2 separate regions of the Homo sapiens genome follow, and region 1 is linked to region 2. Evidence: chromatin loops called from intact Hi-C (ENCODE). Cell type or tissue: heart left ventricle. All regions are shown on one strand. Each heading gives the region's core, and the rest is flanking DNA. Links, peaks and the distances in the headings are about the cores only. Region 1 has its middle 57 kb from the start of UST-AS2. Region 2 holds the start of TAB2-AS1 (TAB2 antisense RNA 1).

The links. Hi-C counts contacts between places; a loop is a spot of excess contacts. Peaks named below come from ENCODE experiments on the same cell type or tissue, not always from the same donor. Only the 100,000 strongest peaks of a DNase experiment are listed, where the experiment ranks them.
Region 1: a loop joins it to region 2, with 12 times the contacts of the local background. A loop is called at or near these places in 4 of 110 quality-filtered maps.

What each region holds. Positions count from the first base shown.
Region 1 is chr6:149,084,758-149,094,564 of GRCh38, reverse strand. No RefSeq gene overlaps it. Among named protein-coding and RNA genes, the nearest start is that of UST-AS2, 57 kb to the right of the region's middle. In heart left ventricle, for the core only: no CTCF peak of the experiment used is centred there; no DNase peak of the experiment used is centred there; H3K27me3 peaks cover 1,637 bases.
Region 2 is chr6:149,252,402-149,260,401 of GRCh38, reverse strand. TAB2-AS1 (TAB2 antisense RNA 1) reads left to right here and starts at 2,851. Exons shown (of 3, transcript NR_149096.1): 1 at 2,851-3,018. It also overlaps a transcript of TAB2 not described here. RefSeq lists a silencer at 5,703-5,903. In heart left ventricle, for the core only: no CTCF peak of the experiment used is centred there; a DNase peak (open chromatin) is centred at 551.

The sequences.
Region 1 (9,807 bases), core at 723-8,722, 170 kb after region 2:
TCTTGAAAAGCTCTATAGGCATTTTCTTCCTTTTTTCCTTTCTTATTTAATTAAATTATTTGCGTAGTGTGTCAGGTTTAGCTGCTGGAGGTTTTACGGGAAATGTCACTTGCAGGCTGCAATGTGCTGTAGGTTAGAGCTTAGTCATTCTTTTCAGAATTAGCGAATTCAGCATTCCTTTCTTTGGCCCTCCCCTGGGCACCAGCCTACTTTCTTTAAGGGAAATCATCAAGGTTTCACTTGGCTTTTTCATACCTCCCACTCTCCTCCATCCAAACTCCAAGTACTCCAAGGTCATGACCACTTGGAGGGCCTTTTGCCAGCAGTGCTGTGGACCTGTGGCTGGAGGAACCTCTCAAAGACACAGGCAGACTTTACTACTGCTGATGATCAATATACCATGAATGCATGGACAAAGGAAGAGAGGCAGTCATGCCCAAGAAGAGAGAAATGAGAAAGCCAGGAGCAGCATCAAGGTGATGGGAAAGGCTAACCTCCTATCAAGGTTGGAGGAGACCTGGCACATTTCAGAGCTACTGCAGAGGGGCAGTAGCACAAGAGCCCAGCCACAGTTTCACGCTAGGCCTGGGGTATCTGCAGGTATCTTGGCCTGGTTTATTGGATCTGTCTTCCTTCTTTGGGCAAATACAATCTAGTCCCAGTGAAGAAAAGCTTGCTGCACGTTTCCTCCCCAGGCTTTGGAATGCTACCAAAACTGGAAAAGTAAATTCCATAAATCTCTGCTCATCCAGATCTTTCTTGTTCTGAAAAAAAAAACAAACAAAAAAAAACCTCAGCATGAGTTCCACAACTCCTGCAGCCCACACTGCATTCTCCCTGTGAGCCTTGCAGATTCGGGTCTGAACCATAAAATTCAGCAGTTCATTATCCTCTGACATGAACCATTCAAGAGGGAGTGTGGAACTGAGAATTCCCGGGGCACAGGATGGGGGATTGGGGGGCTGACAGCCGTGTCCAGGGCAGCTCTGCTCCTGAGCACCATTACAGTTGTACTGTCTCGGTATCCTCCTCTGCATCATTAGAAACACAGGCTCAGTATCTGTAAGTTGACTTGTTGCTGTAAAGACTTCAAATCTGTGCATTGCTTTCTCACTGGGCTTATTTCAAGTCCCAGGAGCAGAAATTGTGTTTTATATTGTTTCCTCTTCCTCTTCACATGGCATCAGTAGTTTGCCTGTTCGTTTATTTAACAAGTATTTATTGAACCTTTGCTATCCACAGGCACTATGCTGGTGGAAGGTGGACATGCTGCTGGTCCTTTGACAGGTCAGTGGTTCTCACACTTCAGCCAGTATCAGAATCTCCTGGAGGCTTCTGTTAAAAACAGATTGCTGGGCTGCACTTCCAAGAGTGTCTGATGGTCCCCCAATTGTTTTTTTTTTTTTTTTTGATGGAGTCTCGCTCTGTTGCCCAGGCTGGAGTGCAGTGGTGCAGTCTCGGCTCACTGCAACCTCCTTTTCCTGGGTTTAAGCAATTCTCCTGCCTCAGACTCCTGAGTAGCTGGGATTACAGGTGCCTGCCACCACGCCTGGCTAATTTTTTGTATTTTTAATAGAGAAGGGGTTTCACCACATTGGCCAGGCCTCATGATCCTCCCACCTCAGCCTCCCAAAGTGCTGGGATTACAGGTGTGAGCCACTGCACCTGGCCCAAATCTGTATTTTTAGTAAGTGGCCAGGTGATGCTGAGGCTGCTGGTGTTGGGGTGTGAGGACCACATTTTGAGAAGCATTGGTTTATTCACATAGCAGTTGGTGACAGCACTGTTTTACCCAACGGCTCTTAACAGCTGGCATCTAAACTCCTCCTGAGGAAGGATCTTCCTTTGTCTGAAAAAATTCCTTTAAAAACCTGCTTGGATGGGCAACACCTTTGGATGCCAGCCAGCAGCAAGATATCAGGAAAGGAAACATGCTCTTCAGTATACATTGGGGAACTGGAGGGTTTCACACCTGAAGAAGAGGGCAGATGAATGAAGAGGGTGAGAAGAAAGGAAAGAGAAAAAGGGCCAGGCAGGTGAGGGGCCAACCATCCAAGTGAAGGCTTGTTTTATGTGCTGTAAAGCCTGTCTTTGTTTATTATCTTTTTTTTGAGACAGTCTTCCTCTGTTGCCCAGGCTAGAGTGCAGTGGCATGATCTCGGCTCACTGCAACCTCCGCCTCGCAGGTTCAAGCAATTCTCCCTGCCTCAGCCTCCCGAGTAGCTGGGATTACAGGCACCCGCTACCACACCTGGCTAACTTTTGTATATTTAGTAGAGATGGGGTTTTGCCATGTTGGCCAGGCTGATCTTGAACTCCTGACCTCAAATGATCTGCCTGCCTTGGCCTCCCAATGTGCTGAGATTACAGGCGTGAGCGAACATGCATTGCCTGTCTTTGTTTATTCTCTATTCCCTACTTGCCCTCCCCCAAACCTTGAATCCAAAGAAGCAGGAACCAAAGGGCGTAGAGGCCACAAAAAGATAAAGCTCTCTAGAAAACACAAGAACCCTAAGATGCATCTTGAGGTTCCTCAGGCTACGGAACTGGAATTCGTGGTGGGGCAGAAGCCCATGTGGCCTGGCTCTCCAAGGGGCCAGAGCCCCTTGATGGCTTCTGAGTAAGCCATGGCTGAAAGCTAAGTTCTCAGTGAGGTCTTGAAGGCCTGAACAATATTTATTTTATTTTATTTTACTATTTTTTTTGAGATGGGGTCTCTCTATGTTGCTCAGGGTGGTCCTGAACTCCTGGGCTCAAGCTCTCCTCCCACCTCAGCCTCCCAAGTAGCTGGGACCACTGATGTGAGCCGTTGCACCTGAAATTTTATTTAAAGTGTTTTTATTTTAAACTTTAAGCCTTAAAAGAAAGAATGAAGCTGAAAATTCCATAAACATGACCATAATCAAAATTACAGCTTATTGTATTAGTGCTATGAACTTTCTCAAATGTATAGTTTTCTTTGGTCTTTCTTTACCATAGTCTTGTCAAAAGAAAACACTAGTATTAGTCATATATTCCTATTGGGAAACTGAGGCATAAAAGATGAACAATAAAGCCATGGTTTCGAGCCCGGGTCTCCTGACAGACAGTCCAGGGGGTTTTCCTAAGGAGATGCTGGGAAAAGCCTTTGTTCTCAGAGCTCTATTTTCCTCTCAGATGAGGTAGCTGCAGAGTTCAATTTGAATTCTGAGCAAATTAATATTTGGAATAGTATCTCAGCATATCCCAAGGAGGAGGTTAAATCATTTTGTCCCTAACTTAATGTCCGACTCTCAAACCCAGAGCCTTAGCTTTTTCCTTAAAAACCTGCCTGTCATTTGCCTGCAGGAGGGAAACAGGGAGGGCTGTGATCAAACCTAACTCTCTTTACATTTGCAGCCGCATGTTACACTCTGATATCAATCTTGCAGCTGGAAAGGTCTATATAAGAAATAGCCACGGCCAAATTCTCTGTTTTTTGGCAAACCTTACTCCATCTGTCTTGATAGCCGACAGGCAAATCAGTTTTATTCTAAATCAAAATGATGGGTGTCCTAGCAGTTCCTGGCCAGGCCAAGGAGAACTGAGGATGGGAGGATGCAGAGGGCCCCTCTCCCCCTTAACTCTCCTCTTCAGGTATCTTCTTTAGCCAGGTGAGATCAGGTTTAAATTAGACTCTCTAACAGGGAGGAAGAGGACAAGACTCCACAAAACCCAGGCCTGAGCAGAGTTTGTGATTCAAAAGAGGTGAGCCTTCACACTGGGGAGCAGGGTACTGAGAGTGAGGCCTTCTCTCTCCCCATGTCTCCAAACACCACACATCTAGTCTTGACGGCCAAAAATCCTCACCAGAAGAAAGTGCTAGCATTTATTATGCCTTAATGTATCTGTCTCAGTTCCTTCTCACAATTACCTGTGAAGTACATATGCCTCTTTCACAGAAGACAGATCCTAGGTCTCAGGAACCTGAAGTTACCTGCCCTCGTTAATAGGTGGCAGGATTGATATTTGAACTGTGTTACTACAAAGCCCGTATTCTTCTCCACTCTTCCATCCCCTGGTTCCCCAAAGCCTGCCTGTGAGAAAAGAACAATGAATGACTGTTTTCTTAAATACAAAATCACATCTTTTTAAATTTGGAGATTATGGTCTTAGTTTTTTAATGTGAAAATGTCTATTCTTTGCCCCAAATCATGGTGACGGTAGATAGTAATTCCCTTCTCTCCTCTTCCTTTTTTTGCTTCATATTTTTACTTGACCAATGGGGAAAGGAAGCTGACAGTCCTATTTTGGTTCCATGTTTCTATTAATTTTTTTTTCTTGGTTCATAAATCAAAAGTCTGGGACCCCTGCTTTACACAGAGTAACTCATCACAGCGAAAGAATAGCATAGCGACTGGAACGCAGGGCCGCAGCCGTGTCCTAGGTAACATGCTGATCATTCGATTTAGGATTTACTAACTGACACTGTACAATTGGTTCGAGTTTGGTGATAAGCTTTAAGTACGACTACTAGGGACTTCTTAGTCAAAGGTCATCTCTTCTCTAATCTGAAGCTTCTTCTTCCTTTAAGATTCCCACTTTCCTTCCTGGTTGTGCCCGTATATCTGGGTTCTAGTTTCTTAACTCAATAGAATGTGTTAATCAGCTAATATTCTTCTGAACTCATTTTTATTCTGTTCTATACACAGTTATTTTTCTAGGTGGAAGCTTGAACATATTTTTTCTATATTAAATAGTCTCATGATTTTTACAAATGGTATGAAATTGCTACAGGCCATATTAAATATTACAATGCCCTTAAACTTGAACAAAGCCAGTCTGGGACAGACAGTAAGTCCACAGCCTGACAGGCAGCACCCCCTTGCTGACTGTACATTCCGTTGCGTTAATCAGCCGTGGGACAGAGCCACTGCTGATGCCGCTCCTCTTTTGAACACCGTCACCTGTGGGCTCAGGGCAGCTGCAGACCCTCCAGTCCCGGGAGCCACATCTTCAGACACAGCTCTGTGTCTGCGCCATACCAGTTTCAGGGCCTCCGGAGTGTCTCTCAGCTCTAAGTCCTGCAATTTCCTTTATGGATGCAGTAAATCATTCCACACACCATGGAGCAGAGGAACAGTCTGAATTATTAGACCTACCTGCTTGGCTCCTTTAGAGGGGGATTCTTATATTGAATGATTTTCCCTCTTCACTTATTATTATTTTTTAGATTTTTTAAATGTTTTTTTGAGACGGAGTCGCCCTCTGTCGCCCAGGCTGGAGTGCAATGGCGCGATCTCGGCTCACTGCAACCTCCGCCTACTGGGTTAAGTGATTCTCCTGCCTCAGCCTCCCAGAGTAGCTGGGACTACAGGGGCACACCACCACACTCAGCTAATTATTTTTGTATTTTTTAGTAGAGATGAGGTTTCACCACGTTGGCCAGGCTGGTCTCGAACTCTTGACCTCAGGTGATCCTCTCGCCTTGGTCTCCCAAAGTGCTGGGATTACAGGCGTGAGCCATGTGAAATGTTTACATAAAACACCCATAGAGCGTTCCTTAGAAGCTGACCAGGGGGATTCTGGTCATGTTGGGCCACTAGTGTTGGTTTCCCAGAGGTGGCAAGTCTCTGTCACTTTCTTTCTCTATCTCTCCTGTTTACTCTGCCCTCCTGTTTCTCACTCCAAGTTCTCCGCCTTCCTTTGCTCAGTGAAAAAGAATTAGTTCACTGCATTCATTCAGCCACTCACCCATTGGCTCATTTGTTCACTCCTTCATTCTGAGTGCTGCATTTAAGTGCCGTGGACACTGCAGTGAACAAGACAAGGTGTTGCCCTCACAGAGGGTGTGGTCTGGGGGGTGAGACAATGGTTAAATGAGCATTTACAATGTAGCGTGGTGAGCGCTACCCTTGGGGGGAGCACCAAGGGGCTTCTGGAGGCACTGAAGCAACAGAGATGACGCAAAGCGGCTCAAGACCTGAGAAAGCGCTGTTCAAGTGGCAGCTGCAGCTTGTTCACCCTCAGCCTGGGCTCCCTGGGGCAACACAGACCCAAGGTGAGCTGAAATTGTACCCGCAGTTCTTCTTGAGCAAGAAAGGGTTTTCCTGGTGGAATTCCACAACTGAGTTGGAAAAATAAAGATTAAGATACAAGCGTGTGCCGAGGGACAGAGAACGTGACTTCTGTGAAGTGGAGAGAAGAGAGCTATGCTGCACAAAGTGGAAAGGAAACTTTGTCACCGTTAAATAAATGTAACCAGAACAGACTCAAGGAGGGCTCTGAAGGGTGGAGTCCACTGAAGTTGTGTACAATTCATTATGGAAGCGAGACTCGAATAATAGCTGACTTAGTTTAATTTATATAGGTGAATCAATAATTTGCCTGAGAGATCCAATTTTGGGTTTAAATGATCTGAATAGTCTTGCCCTAAAATCAAGCTCTGTCCAGGAGCCCTAGTGATTGAGGCAGTGGAACAGCTCTGGGCTAAACTGGTTGGGTCAGCTCTATCCACGCCTTTGTAAGCTGTTTTAACCATTTCACAAGAGTGAGGCATGATGTGAGGTTAAGGGAGCTTTCCTGTGATGGGAGGCTGGGGAACGGGACGGCTCACCCACAAGCTAAGGGTCTGGCTTGAGCATTTGTGGTTCAAGTGCATGTATTTGCAAGGTACGGTTTGCCTTGTGTCAATGAACCTTTAAATGTCACCTGAGATCAGTTAAAAGTAAAATATTAAATATGTAGCAGCTGTGAATGTATTGTAATTTATGTGAAAGTGCTTTGAAAACTTAAATGCTGTAGTGTTTAACCTTTTTCTTTGGTAACAGACCATTTTGAGAATCTGATGAAAATATGGACCCCCTTCCCAAAAGAAGTACATACCAATATGCTTATACCTTTATGATTCTCTACACAAATTCAAGAAGTTCACAGATATTCTGATGTCACAGCTTCCCTGATATAGAGATTTATAAGTATAAAATGTTATTGAGTATTCTTTTTACATATTAAGTGAATGGTGGTATGTAGAGTTTTATATTTAACATGATCTCAATGATATTATATGTATAGAAAAGGATATACGCACATGGAACAGACTGGAAGGATATGCACTAAAATGTAAATAGTGCTTATATTTGGGTGATGAGATTGTGGGTGATCTTAATTTTCTTCTCTAAGTCTTGTTTGAAAATTTTTTCACTATTTTATTGTTAACAAGTGTCGCTGTGCCTTGTGACAGGCTATAGAAATACTGGGCAGAGCTTTCAAAAGCAAATCTAGGCTGGGCGTGGTGGCTCATGCCTGTAATCCCAGCATTTTGGGAGGCCGAGGCGGGCAGATCATGAGGTCAGGAGTTCGAGACCAGCCTGGCCAACATGGTGAAACTCCATCTCTATTTAAAATACAAAAATTAGCTGGGCATGGTGGTGTGTGCCTGTAATCCCAGCTACTCAGGAGTCTGAGGCAGGAGAATCACTTGAACCTGGGAGGCAGAGGTTGCAGTGAGCCAAGATGGCGCCACTGCACTCCAGCCTGGGCGACAGACAGCAAATCTAAAAAGACCCTGTAGTGGAACCTCTTTTGGGTGGCGGCTTTGTTCACAGTAGTCTCCCGTATTCTCTGTTTCACTTATTGAAGTTTAAGTTACCCTCAGTTAACCTCGGTCCAAAAATATTAAGTTATTTGGCCTGGGGGTGGGTGGTAGTGGGTTGGGGGAGGGGGAAGCACATTCACTTACTTTTATTACAGTATTTTGTTATAAGTGTTCCATTTTATTATGAGTTATTGTTAATCTCTGATAGTGCCTAATTTATTAATAAAAATTAAACTTTTTTCATAGGTATGTATGTATAGAAAAACACATAAGCATATACACGGTTTGGTACTATTCTTGAGTCCAGGCAACGACTGGGGGTCTTGGAACATATCTTCCTTATCCACGAGGACTACTGTATTTACCAGTCTCTGAGATCTAGTGATTTATACCATGGGAACATTCCTCCTGGCCTTCTGATTGGTTCAAGGATGGGGGGCCCTGACTAGCTAAACCAATCATTGTCTTTCCCCAAGACTTTTCTGAACTGTAACTAGCAAGAAGCCAGCTCCTCTGTGGTGACAGAAGCTGTGAGAGTGAGGTTTGGAAGCTTTTTATTTTTTGGTAAGGGAAAGGGGGCACATTTTCTGCTGGTCTGGAAAAGAGAAAAAGAGAGAAGGGTGGGAGAGAGAGGGAGAAACACCAGGTAGCATTTCAGTCCCTGGTTCCAGTTGCCCTTGAGCCCGATTGCACCCTTGTCCTGCTTGCATTTTTGCTTTTTCAATTCTTTTTCTGATTTTATAGATACCCTTCTGCTCTTCCAGTAGATTTTCTTTTTGTCTGAACTTGTTAGAGTTGGATTATTTCTGGCACCCGAAACCAACAAGTACATACAATTAACAAAAGTATAAGTAGTCATATAATATAACTTGGATTATATTTATAACCCCAATTATGGAGTACAGAAAATCACCAATATTACTTGACACAAAAAGTGATTGGCTTTGTGTGCCTGGCCCTGTGCAGGACAGAGGGAGGGGGAAAAAAAAAAACCAGACAAATTGAAAATTTTGGTTCAGATCCTGAAATCATCTTGTCTGTTAAGGAGGCAAAACTTGTCTTCTTGGCTCTATGCAGAAACAGACAATAGGGGATTGTTTAAACCCTAGGTTATGACCATTTAAATTACAAGTCTATTCTCTCATTTATGAATGTGATGCTTCAGATAACACATTTACATGGGTATAAAAGAGAAATATCTTTTCTAACTTAATGAGCTGGAAAAGAATCTCTGCATTAACTTGGCAAACTGAAGATATCTGAGCTCTGCTAAAGAGAAAATCTCAGCAAATCTGTAGAGATTCTCTACAAGAATAATTACTCTCACATGGGTTTGTGCTCTTCACAACCAATTCTATTTCAACAAATGTTTAACTATAATGAAATTAGCAAGAGATACTGGGACAATATTCTAGAAACATTTGACCTAGTGGAATTTCATAATGACCTTCTTAATTAAAATATAACCCACCTAAGCGAAAAGCTCCAACTTCAAATCTGGTCCTACCTGTATCCACTATGAAAGTGTGGAAAATTATATCTGCCTTTGGCAAGTGTATGTTTCTAATGGGCTTAGAAATGGCCTGTCCAGGATAGTGTGCTAAGCTGGTGATGATGAAATCATTTCCACCTTTGGAGGCTGGTTATGGTGGCACAATCAGAAGGAAAGAGTTTTGAGGTTTACATCTAGAGTGACTATAAGATAATGAGATTAAATTTTTTTTTAGTCTCATTTAGACTAAATTTAGACTAAATTTTTTTCTTTAGGCAATGTACTATAACCTACATATTCTAATTCAAGTAAAAGCTATGTTCACGTTTCTTGAAGGTTGAGAGATATTGTTATCAAAGCATTTTAGACTACGACTTTGAGTAATTTGATATTACATGACTAATATCTTTAGATGATTCTAGATTTTGGATTTGATGCTATAGCTACGAAATAAGTATTCGGGGTAGGGCTTTCAAAATAGTTAGAATCTCAGTGTTTATTGTAGGTTTTTATCTGAATTACCAAATTACTTTTCAGAAATGTATCAATTTTACTCCCATCATCAGCAGAGCGAGAGTGAGTACTTCACTAACCTCTCTCCTCATCTCAGGCATTCACATACCTAAATATGTTTGCCCCAAAGCATCTCCAGTGATGCCACATTGCTTCTGTTCAAACTTCTTTGATTACTAATGAGGATGAACACTTTTCTTGTTTCTTAGCTTTTGAAATAGCTAAGGTCTGAGAATGAATGTGTCAT
Region 2 (8,000 bases), core at 1-8,000:
AAGGCCTTGTACCGCACTCCCCACTCCAAAGCCGAACCCTGAGAAGGCTGCGCTGGAGCACGCGGTGGGTCAGGCTTTCAGCTCAACCTCTCTCCTCCCGTTCCAAACCCACTTCTTGGATGTTACGGTCACCTGGCCAGCTACCTGCACCATGACTGGAATTGTCAGGCAAAGGAGAGTGATGCCAGGGGCTGTCCTGATGAGGTGGTGCCTGAGCCGGTTTACCTCTCCCTTTACATGGAAATGAAAGATAATGAACAGTGGCCATGTGTGATATTTTAAAATCCAACTATCCCTTCCCAGAACAAGCGTGGCCTGGCCAATGCTCACATTTGAAAGCCATCTTGGTACTTCCTCTTGGGGATGATTGAGAAAGAGGGCAGATAATGAGGCAAAAGTCAGGGGAAAGGGGGCTGGTAGTCTTATATTACTCACATGTATTTTTTTAAATGGTCAGCATCTATTTGACTCTTGACTATAGAATGAAGTCTTACTTCTTCTTTCACAGAATCCCTGTCATGGGCTACAGTGGAGGAACCAAGGGGAGGGGCCAGGCTATGTCCCGGCTCTGACACTGATGAGTGGAAGGGGTGGCTTTGGGCCACTTGTATCATGTCTCTTATTCCTCATCTGTAAAATGTGGCAGTTTGACTGATGGACCTCTCAGCACCATGGAGAAGTTTTAAAGGTGGCAAATAACACATTTTACACCTTCAGGCTCTCCCCACTCTTTTATGAATAAGCATCTATAAGACAGGATGTCTAATTCTTCTGGAGATTCCTGAATATCCTGCCTTTGTCCAGGTTGGGCAATGCTAAATGCCAGTTCTGACCAATGGTGCAGGTATTAATTTCACAGTGAGGATCTTGTTTCAATGTATTTAAATTAGGTGATGTGGAGATGGAACATTCTGACAGAAGAGTTGGGACAAAGTGACAGATATAAGCCCCCTAACATCTATATGTTTCTCAGTGAGACTCAAACTGCTTCCCTAGGCTTTGCAGAGCCCTCTCCCAGATTGTGTGTATGTGTGTGTGTGTGTGTGTGTGTGTGTGTGTGTGTGTGTAGAGGGAGCGTGCTATAGGCAGCCTTTCTATGTCTGCACTGTGAACAGATGTGGTCAGCATTTCTAGGGCCATTTATGGCTTTCTAGTTATATATTTTTCTTGCTTTGTTTTGCCACTTCCCTGAAAAACATCCTCCATTAGTTTCCTATTGTTACTGTCGAAAATGACCACAAACTTAGTGTCTTAGAACAACACCAGTTTATTATCCCACAGTTCTGGAAGTCAGAAGTCTAAAGTGGCTCTCACTGAGCTAAAATCAAGGGGTTGACAGCATTGTGTTCCTTTCTGGAGGCCCTGGGAGAGAGTGTTTTCTTGCCCTTTCTAGCGTCTAGAGGTGACCCTCATTCTTTGGTTTGTGGCCCTTTCCTCCATTTTCAAAGCCAGCAGTGGGTTGTAGAACCTTATTCACATCCCATAACTCTGACACCAACCCTGCTGAACCTCTGTGCTAACACTGGTCCAGAATCATCCAGAATAATCTCCCTACTTTAAAGTCAGCTGATCAGTAGCTTGCTTCCACCTTCAACCTTAATTTCCCTTTGCCATGTCACATGATGTATTCACACGTTCTGGTGATTAGGATGTGAATGTCTTTTGGGAAGGGAGAGAAACTAATCTGCTGATATACTATATAGGCATATGGTAATTTCTTTATCAGACTGAAAAGAGATAGGTTAACAGTGATTAACATTTTCTCAATGCAAAACTTTTTACTTAACTCAGGGAAAAATTATCTTTTGTATAAAAATGGATGCTTCTGAGCAAATGCATGATCAGCAAAGAATAGTTGTATGTTCAGTTACTGGACAGGAGGAACAGTCTTCTTCCCTTAGGTATAGGACAGAATCATACAAAAGTAAAAGTGTATTTATGTGAGAAGTGTGTGTGTGTGTGTGTGTGTGTGTGTGTGTGTGTGTAGGCAGTCATGCACTGGAGGGGGCTCACTCTGGCATGTGAGAGCCATTGTGTGTCTATATTTTCCTAAGTTCATGTTCAGTGACATCACTGAATGACTTGAAATTAGCCATGGTGGGAGTATTTACACCATAGAAAGCGGCAAATGCTGTAAGTCAGGGTTTTATTTTCCCCTGGAGAGCCCATTGTTAAACACTAATGGGCTCACCACTAGAGTAGAGACTCACTGCCTTCGGTTCATGTGCACAACACCGCTGTGTGGCCTTACTGCTCCTGTGGGATCCCCAGACTCTCTAGCTGGAGAAGGGGCAAATCCCAGGCCGCATCCAGACCAGCGGGCCTAGCCACAAACACAGCTGCTGCAGTTCTCCCTCTGCTATCTCAACTTCCCTAGTTGCTATAGTAGCGTGGACTGGATGGGGAGCTACACTTTCTCTCATGTGGGCAAAAGCTTGCTTCTTCGTCACTCCCCACTGTTTGAACTTCTCTCTGTCTAGCATTTTTTTCCTGACCAGTCTGTGTACCCGTCGTTGATCTGTCCGCTTGGATGGAGCCAGTGCTCTTTCTTAGAGTTGCATTCACTTGCCCTCGCTTGTGCTTGTCTTGCTCCCCCAGGAGCTATGAGATCAGTGCTGCCCAGATTTTAGGGGAGTTATCAGGGGAGCTTGTTAAAATGCAGACTCCAAGACTCTGCCCCCAGAGATTCTGATTGGGAAGGTCTGAGATGAGCCCCAAGGATCTGCATTATTGACAAGCACTATTATTATTAGCATTACTGACATTATTATTGGCATAATTCTAATTATTGACATCACTGACAAGATTCTGAGGCCAGGGGTTCATGGGCCACCCTGACTTGCCCAGTCTGGAAGCTCCCTGAAAGCCTGGCAGGCCACCCTACTTCAGCTGCATTCGGTCCATACACTGAGGGTCTCAGTGGGGAAAAAGCAGAGTCATTTTAAAGAAACATGGATCTTAGTTTCTAGAAGGTTTTTCCCCATCTGGCAGACAAATTTATGCCTATTCCACACACAGGTGGGTGCAGAATACCATGTTCCCAGGTTCCCAGAGAAGAGGAAACTTTTCCCCAAGAACTTTATCAGGTAGAAATGTGAAAAATTCACACAGCTGCCAAGACAGTGGATCCTCCTGAGTGCATGTATTTTGAGTATTTGAAACCATCTGAATGATTTATTGAACTTTTTACTTTCCGTGGACGTGCTTACTGGGTGTTGTAAGATGTGAACCTCACAGCCAGAGACAATGTCTGTTGAAAGGAAGATTCAATCTTCACTAAGCGCAACCCAGCTTGTTTTTCAGCAGCTAACCAACCACTCTGACTGTGGCAATTTTCTTAGCAGGAAAAATTTTAGATGGTTGTGTGGTTTCTAGCTTTATTCTTTTTCATTTTACACGTGAAATGTTTGGGATCAGATTGGTTTTCTTTAGAACTATGGTCCAAATTAATTTAAACTGACTTAATTATAAAGAAAGAGATAAATTGCTACCTTTAGGAGCTTTTGACCTCAAGTCCTCTGATATTTGAGACAAAGTTTTTTATCCCCTGGGATGAAATCCTTCAGTAGCATGTAGGCGAGTTTTGAGCAAAGCAAAGAGTAATGAAAACTCTAATATAAAGGCTGTAATTTTCTAAAGAAGTCTGTTCCTTATTAAGATCAAGTACATGTCAGTCATCTTATATTTTGGGAACATCCACCAAATGCAGGAACTGTACTGGGTGCTTTTCCATGTGTGGAAAATTTTATCCAGCGTAATCAATTTTTCTAGTGCAATAAACATATTAAAAAGAAGGCAAATGAGATATTTCTGTATCTCATCAGCATGAATAATATATTCGAGTTTTCCCCTGACCACATAAGACTTGGGCTTGAATACTACCCTGCCTCCATGGGTCTCTTCTTCATATAAAGAAAGGGGAGAACATTTGTGTTAAGTACCACATAAAGGAGGTTGTGAGAATCTAATGCAATGATGTGTATGAAAGAGTTTTATCAAAGAGGAAGCAAAATTAATATAGTTTATAATTCTGAATTTATATAGTTTATAAATATTAAATTCTATATGCAAGTATACATTCCACCCATACAATTCTAATATATTTCCTTTACTCCAATGCCCTCTAGTAGTACAACAGAATTACTGTGTTATTGTTTTGAGATGAAGTTATTATATAATATTTTAAGATGAATTATTGTATTGTCATTTTGCAATGAAAACTGTAAAATGTTTCCTCTTCCTTTTCACTTCCTTTTTTTAAAATTAACTTTCCTTCTTTTTAATAGTAACCAGTTCTTTTCTGGAAGTGTCTCAGTATGTGGGTTTTCACATACTGGTTGATCAGAGGCTTGAAGGTACAATCAACTCTTCCCTGCTAGCAGGGTGGAAGGAGTTAGTTTAACTCATTCTTGAGCCCCCAGAGAACTGGGTCTCATGACATGCTCTCTCTTTTTCTCCTTTTTCCTGCCCTCTTGGAAGTATACTGAGAGGTTTTTGAGGAGGACTCAGTTGTATATATGGTCTGCAACGACTGCCTGGTTCTTCTTTCTCTTTCCAAATTTTACATCTGGCATGAAAAGAGAGGCAATTCTAAATGTAAATATGACTTCTTGATTACTTAAAAATACTCCTCTCTAGCTCATATACATAGCAATTTTGTGTAAATATATGTTAAACATCAAGGCCCATTGAAAGAAGAAAGAAATCACATAATTATAATAGCTAATCAATCTAGAATACAAACACTTCCAGATTTATTAGATTTATCAAAGACACTAGCATAATTTCTTTTGTTGCATATTTTTCCTATTTACAGAAGTAACATGTTAATTATAGAAGATATGATAAATCTGGAAAAATACAAAGAAGCAGCAAATTGCACATTCTGCCAAAATTCAGAGATAACTCTTATGAATATTTTTAGAATAGTTTTTTAGTCTTATTTTCTTTGTAGGTATACACACGCAGAAACACACATACACACTCCTTTTTCATATATTTGATTGTATTGTAATTATGTTTTATTTGTTTCCTTAATCAACAAACATTTATTTCTCACAGTTCTGGAGGCTGGGAGGTTCAAGATCAAGATGCAGGCAGATTCATCTCCTGGTGAGGGCCTCTTCCTGGCTTGCAGACTTCTTGCTATGTCCTCTCCTGATGGAGAGAATGAGCTCTGGTGTCTCTCCCTCTTCTAACGGGACCAGTCCCATCACAGGGTCCTGCCCTCATGACCTCATCTAAACGTAATTACCTTCCAAAGGCTCCACCTCCAAATACCATTACATTGGGGGTTAGGGCTTCAACATGGATTTTAAGGGATATCAACAATTAGTCCATAACGTTTTGCCCCAGGTCCCCCAAAATTCATGTCCTTCTTCCATGCAAAATACATTTATTCCATCCCAACAACCTCAAAAGTCTTGACTTATTCCAGCAACAACTTTAAGGTCTAAAGTCCAAAGTCTCATCTAAGTATCATCTAAATTAGATACGGTAGTTACATTTTATAGCTAAAATTTTGTGTAGCCTACATTTAACATTTTCCATATCATCAGGCATTTTTCTATAGTACAGTCCCTGGAACACAGTAAGTGCCGAGTAGACCTTTGCTGAATTAATATATAAATTATTTTTAATGGATTTATGATGTTCCATCATATGAAAATACCTCAACTGATTTCATTATTCTCTTTCTCGTCCAGTTTAAAGTAGAGATATCATGGGGAAAAGTGAGAAGTGACATGTATAATTATGGTCACATTGAGGGAGGAAGAGACACCATCTGGAATGCAGGCAGAAAGCCATGTGAAGCTCCCTGTGAGGGAAGGACTGTGGAACTGTCAATCATGACCATGAGCCTTATGCCTGAACACTCTTTCAGATCACAAGTAGTTGCCTGTTAAAGTTGGAATAATGTGGAGAGAGAGTACTGAAGTGAGTTCAGAAACAGTCGTCATATGACCTGAATCAGCTAGAGAGTGCTTTCGGTGGCAAGAAACAGAAGGCTAACTCAAACTGGCTTAAACCATAAAGACATGCACCAAATCACATGCATGAAAACCCAGTGGCTGGTCAGGCTTCACATGGTTCTACCAAGCCTTCTGCCTTACTCTCCTGTGATTGCCACAGCTCTGTACTCCTCCATAGATGACTTTGTTCTCAGGCTCATTCCCCTGGAGGTCTTTGGGGGAGCGTATTTGGTCATCAGAACTGCATGCTTTGTTTTTCTTTTTCCTTTCCTTTCCTTTTCTTTCCTTTCCTTTCCTTTCCCTTCCCTTCCCTGTCCTTCCTTCCTTCCTTCCTTCCTTCCTTCCTTCCTTCCTTCCTTCCTTCCTTCCTCCCTCTCTCCCTCTTTCTTTCTCTCTTTCTTTCTTTTCTTTCTTTCTTTCTTTCTTTCTTTCTTTCTTTCTTTCTTTCTTTCTTTCTTTCTTTCTTTCTTTTTCTTTCTTTCTTTCTCTTTCTTTCTTTCTTTCTTTCGAGATGGAGTCTCTCTCTGTCACCCAGGCTGGAAGGCAGTGGTGCAATCTTGGCTCACTGCAACCTCTGCCTCCTAGGTTCAAGCAATTCTCCTGCCTCAGCCTCCTGAGTGGCTAGGATTACAGGCGTGCTCCACCAAGCCCAGCTAATTTTTGTATTTTTAGCAGAGACGGGGTTTCACCATGTTAGCCAGGATGGGCTCGATCTCTTGACTTTGCGATCCGCCCCTCTCAGCCTCCCAAAGTGCTAGGATTACAAGCGTGAGCCATCATGCCTGGCTTTCTTTTTTTTTTTTTTTTTTTTTGAGACAGTCTTGCTCTGTCACCCAGGCTGGAGTGCAGTGGTGCGATCTTGGCTCACTGCAACCTCCACCTCCCAGGTTCAAGTGATTCTTCTACGAGTAGCTGGGATTACAGGCTTGTGCCACCACGCCCGGCTAATTTTTGATGGTTGTGTGGTTTCTAGCAGAGATGGGGTTTCACTGTGTTGGCCAGGCTGGTCTCAAACTCCTGACCTCAAGTGATCCGCCCGTCTTGGTCTCCCAAAGTGCTGGGATTACAGGCGTGAGCCACAGCGCCTGGCCAAAACTACATTCTTTCTTATTCACAAAGAAGAAAGAAAGGGAATTAGAGAGTATATCTTGGCATATCACATAAAAGAAAGAAATAATTTATCCTGAAGACTCCAGCAAATCTCTTTTATGTTTCATTGGCCCCAATGGGCCTAGACATCTCCCTTCCTCAGCCAAGTACTGACAAGGGGAAAGGGAACAGGATTACCAGGATTAACTTACACGAACCAGCCAGGCTGAAATAATTGTTGTTGGTTTGTTGGTATGTTGGTGTGTGTAATCCATTTCTGTGAAACAAACAATGAGAAAATCCCAACAGTAAGTACTGATTTAGCTCAGGTCTCTGTGTCTTGGCTGGTCTAGGCTGGGTGCACCTGATAGAGCTTGGCTGGGCTGCCTCTGCTCCCTGTAAATCTCCTTCTCTGCTCCATATAGCTTCTCCTCGTGGGACCAAAGGCAAGTTCTTCTCATGGTAAGAGTGGAAGAGAAATAGGGCAAGTGGAAGTGACACACCATCCTTTCTCATTTTATTGGCCAACACCAGTCACATGACTAACCTCAAAGTCAAAAGGAGGAGAAATATATTCTGTCTGGTGAGTGGAGGAACTCCAACATCACATGGCAAAGGGTGTGAGCAGTACTAAGACTAGGGTGAGACGAGCAAATACTTGTCTTCAGTGAAAAGTTTAAGGGGCGTCAAGATATTTAATCAAGATAAATAATTAATATAAAATATTTTTAAAAACCAAAGTTAATGCAGAACATTTGGGATGAGCAAAATACCAAAGTTTTTAAATAAAGACAGGATCGGTATAGGGATGGATAAGCATTAATGCTAATGACTCAATCTACCATAGGCCACCAACCACAACGTCCCCTTTCAAGGACTCCCATGCTCAGCCTTAGAAGATGCACACAGAACTCTGCCCTCTTTTTTTTTTTTTTTTTT